Regions from separate parts of the Homo sapiens genome. Here region 2 is linked to region 1. Evidence: chromatin loops called from intact Hi-C (ENCODE). Cell type or tissue: B cell. All regions are shown on one strand. Links, peaks and the distances in the headings refer to the core of each region. The heading gives the core; the rest is flanking DNA. Region 1 overlaps MIR3681HG (MIR3681 host gene). Region 2 overlaps LPIN1 (lipin 1).

Region 1 (2,910 bases), core at 273-2,772:
CTGGAAGTTAGAAGCCTAAAACCCAGGTGTCTTAGGCTTGGTTACTACTGCGGGCTTTGAGGGAGAATCCACGTCCTGCCTCTCTCCTGGCTTCTGGGGATTTACCACAAGTCCCTGATGCTCCTTAGCTCATGGACACGTCACTCCCACCTCTCCCTCCATCTTCACGTGATGTCCTCTCTGAGTCTGGGTTTATGTCTTTCCTCTTCTTCTTAGAGGGGCAGCGGTCATATGGAATTAGGGCTCATCCTGATTTCATATGACATCATCTTAATTTCATTATACTTGCAAAGACCCAATTTCTAAATCAGGTCACATTCACAGGCACCTGGGGCTAGGACTCCAGCATACTTTTGTTGGGACAGAAGTCAACCCGTAATAGAGATAATAAATTCATATTTCTTGAATGAATCAAAAACCAAAAAGATCCTGCAGTGGACGCAGTGCTCTGGGAGCCTCTCTGAGCACATCAGGTCCCTGAACATTGCTGCTCTATCTTCCTCCCATGGCCTGAAGAAACCAGTCAGGCTGCCAAAACTCGCACCATTCTGAGACCTCCTGTGTCTTGACGGAATAAGAGAAATCTTTTCACCTATAAGGCATCACACCCCATTCCCTTTCCCCCTAAAAAAACGAGGACACTTTTACAATGCCACAATGGAGGCAGAAGCTTCCAGAAAGAAAGCATCACACCCATTCCCTTTCCCCCTAAAAAAGCCAGGACACTTTTACAATGCCACAATGGAGGCAGAAGCTTTCAGAAAGAGTAAATACATGAATCTAAGAGCCACTTTTTGACCTATGACTCAGAGTACAGAAAGAATGCTTGGTATCCTGAAAAAAATTCACTCAGCAGGAGTAAACACTAAACCTCATCAATTTTTTAAAGGTAGCAATTACTTGTATAATACCTATCAACCAATGACATTAAAAAGAAAGTAGTGGAAGCTTAGACTTCCACTACTCTGGCTATAAAATCTTTTTTGTTTTGTTTTTTAATAACTGATTTTTCAAGAATGTTATACTTATAAACACATATACATTTTATGTCCTACCTCCAAGATAGCTCCAAATGAGAATGTTACTAGCCAAGAAGCTAACATCAACAAAAATGCATAAAAACTGGTTAATAAAGCCCACATTAAGGGAACAGTAGAAAGTAGCTAAGAAAATGTAAATTCATTCAGGAAATAAGCATTTGCATGTACTGTTAAATATAATTTCCACCAGGTGCATGAAGCACATGAGTAATTATAGGCCAAGAAAAAAAAAAGTGATAACCTTTTCTCCGCATGGACGCCACCTCCTTTGGTTATGAGGCAGTGCTTTGAAGAGTTAAATGCCCTCTGCAAATGCCAGGGGGTGGTGTTGCTGTTGCCTAAACTGTTCCTCCTCACAGCCTGGGCTGCATACAAAGCAATTGCATAGGAGATATCTTACCCTCCCTTTTCTTTCATCTCTGTGGAAATACATGTTTCATTTAAGCCTGTGGTGCTTGGAACTTGTTCCAAGGAACCCCACGTTCTAACAGCAAAATCAAAGAATGCTTGTCTTTTCCCAGCTTGCAGGGAGAACAATAAGTAAACGAGTAGAAATTTCTCACTGTTATGTGTTATTCTATAATTTTTTGTTAAGTGTTATTCTATAATTTTTTCCTAAGTGTTTGGAACTCACTGTCTCTAGCCTACTAGGAAGTCCTGGAGATGACCAAGCAAGCCAGCATCACACCACCCCAGGGTCCCCACAGTGCCACGTGCAGGCTACCCCTCACTGCCTGCCAGGAGGGGTAATGCCAGCTTGCATTTGGTTATCAGTACCCCCACCCCACTCTGAGGGCGATGACAGCAGGGCCCCTCTGGGCACTAGTGCGTGTCCCAGGTCTTGGCACCTGTGTGCTGGCAGTGAATGTTTGCTGTAAGAATGAGCAGATAAAAATGCAAATAAAAACCACAATGAGATATCACCTTGCACTCATGTGAATGGTCACTATCAGAAAACGCACACACACACACAGACACATACATAAAATAACCATTGGCAAGGATGTGGAGAAGCTGGGACTCTTGTGCATTGCTGGTAGGAGAGTTAAACGGTGCAGCCATTGTGGAAAGCAGTATGGCGGTTCCTCAAAAGATTAAATACAGAATTTCCACATGATCCAGAAATTCCACTTCTGGGCATATTTCCAAAAGAACTGAAAGCAGGGTCTCACACAGACACTTATGCATTCATATGCACGGCGGAATTATTCACGATAGCCAACAGGTGGAAGCAACCCAAGTGTTCATCGGTGGATCAACAGAGAAACAAAATGTGCCACATACATCAGTGGAATATTATTCAGTCTCCAAAGGGAAAGAAATTCTGACACACCACAATACAGATGAACCTTGAGGACATTATCTTAAGTGGAGTAAACCAGTCCCAGAAGGACAAATATGGCATGATTGCACTTACGTGAGGTACCTAGAGCCGCCAAATTCATAGACACGAAGAGCAGAATGGTGGTTGCCAGGAGTCGGAGTGAAGAATGAGGAACTATTATTAAATGGGGACAGGGTATCAGTCTGGGATGATGAAAAGACTTGTGGAGATGGATGATGATGGTTGCACAACAATGTAAATGTACCTAATGCCGCTGAGCGGCACACTTAAAAATGGTTAAGTTGTAAATTTTATGTTAGGAATAGTTTACCAAAATTATTTAAAAAGAAGCAGATGATGAATGTCAACATTGAATGCATTGTCTCATAAGCACATGGCTTCTAGCAGCCCCATCACCTAACAAGCTTTAGAAATTTGACTGCAGTTAGTAAACTACAACTGGTAGGTATTTTAAGAATGTTAATTTAAAAAAACAACTATAACTTGTTTTTAATACAGAGATCTAGAAAGCCGGAAAATTTTGGC
Region 2 (2,910 bases), core at 120-2,619, 280 kb after region 1:
TCAACACAACGACTAGTTTGGAAAGGTCTTTGCTCCTGGACAACACATGCAAAATCTTATTATTGTCATGACCTCCCATAGGAGGTGGCTACAGAAGCAAGGCTCAGGGTTGGCCCTGGATGTGACACCTTCAAAACTGCTCTCACCCGCAGCATCACCACTCCCTGACAGAGCCTCTCAGAAGGTAAAGTCAAAAGCCATTGTTCAAAACCTTCCCTACAACCCTTAAGGACTTAGAAAGGCCGAAACACCCTCCTGGGTTCAGTCTGTGATTGAAGACTTCTCTGGCACTTGCTCAGCTCCGAGTGATTCATCATTTCCTGGAGAGAAGCTACCCAAAACCCACTCACTGCCCAGAGAGCAAACACGATCTGTCACATCTGCCCTCACGGCAGGTGCTTAAAGGGCACCTGTGGGCTTAAGGCACATCCAAGGAGCCTGGTGATTCAAAAGCCAACCTAATATCACTCTGGGATGGGGTGCCCCTTATCTGTGTTCCTGTTATCAGCAGGAAATTACAGCTCTCAGATACAGACCTGGCTGCTGCTCGTGGGGCCAACGGATCATGTCAGGACAACTAAATGACCACCCCTGGCACCCTTCCTCTAGGGAAGGCACTGTCGGCTCCCCAGCTGGGCTTGACAGGGACGATTTTGGGGCTTCCTGCTCACTGCCCTAGCCGCCCTCCTCTGAGCACACTACAGTCAGTGTCTCAGCACCTGGGGACTCTATCTGTGGTCCGCCCAGCACTGGATAAAGTCACAAACATCACGCTGTTACTGGTGTTCGCCGAGATCACATCCACCTTGGAGGTTTACAAGACAAATGAGGATTTTCATCCAAAGCATTTAAAAACACAAAAAGCTTCTAGGAAGTGCCCAAAATGGTATCATGACTAATAAGACTTGCATGAAAATGAAATTGATTTATAAATAGTGTTAGCTTCCTCCTGTAATTTACACTTACGGCAAAGAGGAAGTCTTTTCAGAGCATTGTGGACTGATACTTAACGGCGGTTGATAAGGGTGATGAATTACCTGTGACAAAAGAGGAAGTCTGGCTCAGACTCAGGGTGATACAGGGAAAGGAACACAGACAGAAAGTCAGGCCACCTGGGCAGCAGCCCACGCCCTGCTGTAACTGGCACACACTTATAGGCAGCTGCTGCCCTCTGCCAGGTCTGGATTGACTGAGTCCACCAGCGTCCCTGTGGTTAAACTGTCCTGGCCAGAGTGCCTTGAGGAGCTTCTTAAACAGAAGAGCACAGCTCTGCATCCATCACTACCTGCTGGGAAATTGGGGACTTTCTTGGCATGCCAGGGTTCGTGAGACATTCCCGTCCAAAATACAAAAACTCACTAGAAAAGCTGGAGATGCTTTAAAAGGCCTGCAGGTCAGAGGCCCTGCAAGTCAGAGGCCTTTTAAAGGTCTTTCAATACTTCCTGACAAAAGTGATGAAAGAGCAAAAACAGCCAGCCCTGGGGTCCCGCCACCAAAGCCCTGCCTGTGTTAGGCAGGTGGGAAATTTTGCAGCTCTTGCAGTGAGCTTCCAGGGTGGCAAAGTGGCAGGCGTCTCCTCCTCCAGCACACCCCCACCCTGCTCATCCCCCTCCTTGCCCAGGGACAGGAGGGCGTTCCCATAATTAAGCTCATCTGTAGAACTCCAGCACACAGCAGACGCTCCAAAGCATTCACGACCGCAATTTCATACAGTTCCAGAAAGGACAGCACTGCGGACACTGTCAGGATGAGGTGACAGAGGTCACATGGTTTCTTGCCTCACGATTAAATTAGAAAATTCCACATTTATTCCAAAATTGGCAGAATCCATCTCCAGGCTTCACAAATTGCCAAGAAACGCTGCTTTCTTGGAACTGCCAAAATTCAAAACCCCTGCCACAGCTTTCCTAACCCCACAATTTTTGCCAACACCAGCCACCTCTAGAAGATTAAGGTCAGTTTAAAATGGCCTTGGAGGCCGGGCGCGGTGGCTCACGCCTGTAATCCCAGCACTTTGGGAGGCCGAGGCGGGCGGATCACGAGGTCAGGAGATCGAGACCATCCCGGCTAAAACGGTGAAACCCCGTCTCTACTAAAAATACAAAAAATTAGCCGGGCGTAGTGGCGGGCGCCTGTAGTCCCAGCTACTTGGGAGGCTGAGGCAGGAGAATGGCGTGAACCCGGGAGGCGGAGCTTGCAGTGAGCCGAGATCCCGCCACTGCACTCCAGCCTGGGCGACAGAGCGAGACTCCGTCTCAAAAAAAAAAAAAAAATGGCCTTGGAACAGCTCAAAAGAAAAAATGGACAAAACATATAGACAGTTCACATTTGGCCAATAATATATGAGAGAGATATTCAACCCCATTCATAATTAAAGATACAGGAATCGAAAGAGGCCTTTCAGATGGTCCAAAATCAAAGCATTTCATTAAAACCCCAGGGCCCATGAAAAGTAGGAGAATCAGACATCGTCACTCACTACTAACAGGGTCATAAATGGGGTAAGCAATGTGGCAATGCCCATCTTTTGGGGCACCTATTGGCAAACCCTAGCAACTATACCGCTGGGAACTGATTGTACAAATACAGTAAGATCCGTGTACAAAAACAGTAACTGTAGCATTAATTGTAATAGGGAAAATCAGAAATAACTTAATATCTGTATGACTCTGGCTTAATAAATTATGGGCCATCCACATTGTAAAATGGAATATTATGAGGCTGATAATAAAATGGTAGAGAGGTAGCTCCATAAATATTAACATGAAAATGTATATATAGAATGAAAACAGGTACAAAAATACTTATAATATGGACCCATTGTGGTTTTTTGTTTGTTTGTTTTGTTTTGTTTTGAGACGGAGTTTCGCTGTGTTACTCAGGCTGGAGGGCAGTGGCGCAATCTCGGCT

Evidence for each region. Peaks named below come from ENCODE experiments on the same cell type or tissue, not always from the same donor. Only the 100,000 strongest peaks of a DNase experiment are listed, where the experiment ranks them.
Region 2: a loop joins it to region 1, with 2.8 times the contacts of the local background. A loop is called at or near these places in 2 of 110 quality-filtered maps.

What each region holds. Positions count from the first base shown.
Region 1 is chr2:12,031,023-12,033,932 of GRCh38, reverse strand. All of the region lies in intron 2 of MIR3681HG (MIR3681 host gene), which reads right to left. Among named protein-coding and RNA genes, the nearest start is that of MIR3681HG, 25 kb to the right of the region's middle. In B cell, for the core only: CTCF peaks have their summits at 1,129 and 1,334; DNase peaks (open chromatin) are centred at 1,312 and 1,792; H3K4me3 peaks cover 1,424 bases; H3K27ac peaks cover 1,809 bases.
Region 2 is chr2:11,751,797-11,754,706 of GRCh38, reverse strand. The region is part of intron 1 of LPIN1 (lipin 1); the gene reads right to left. Among named protein-coding and RNA genes, the nearest start is that of LPIN1, 6.6 kb to the right of the region's middle. RefSeq lists an enhancer at 703-912. In B cell, for the core only: a CTCF peak has its summit at 1,239; a DNase peak (open chromatin) is centred at 1,036; H3K4me3 peaks cover 1,246 bases; H3K27ac peaks cover 1,472 bases.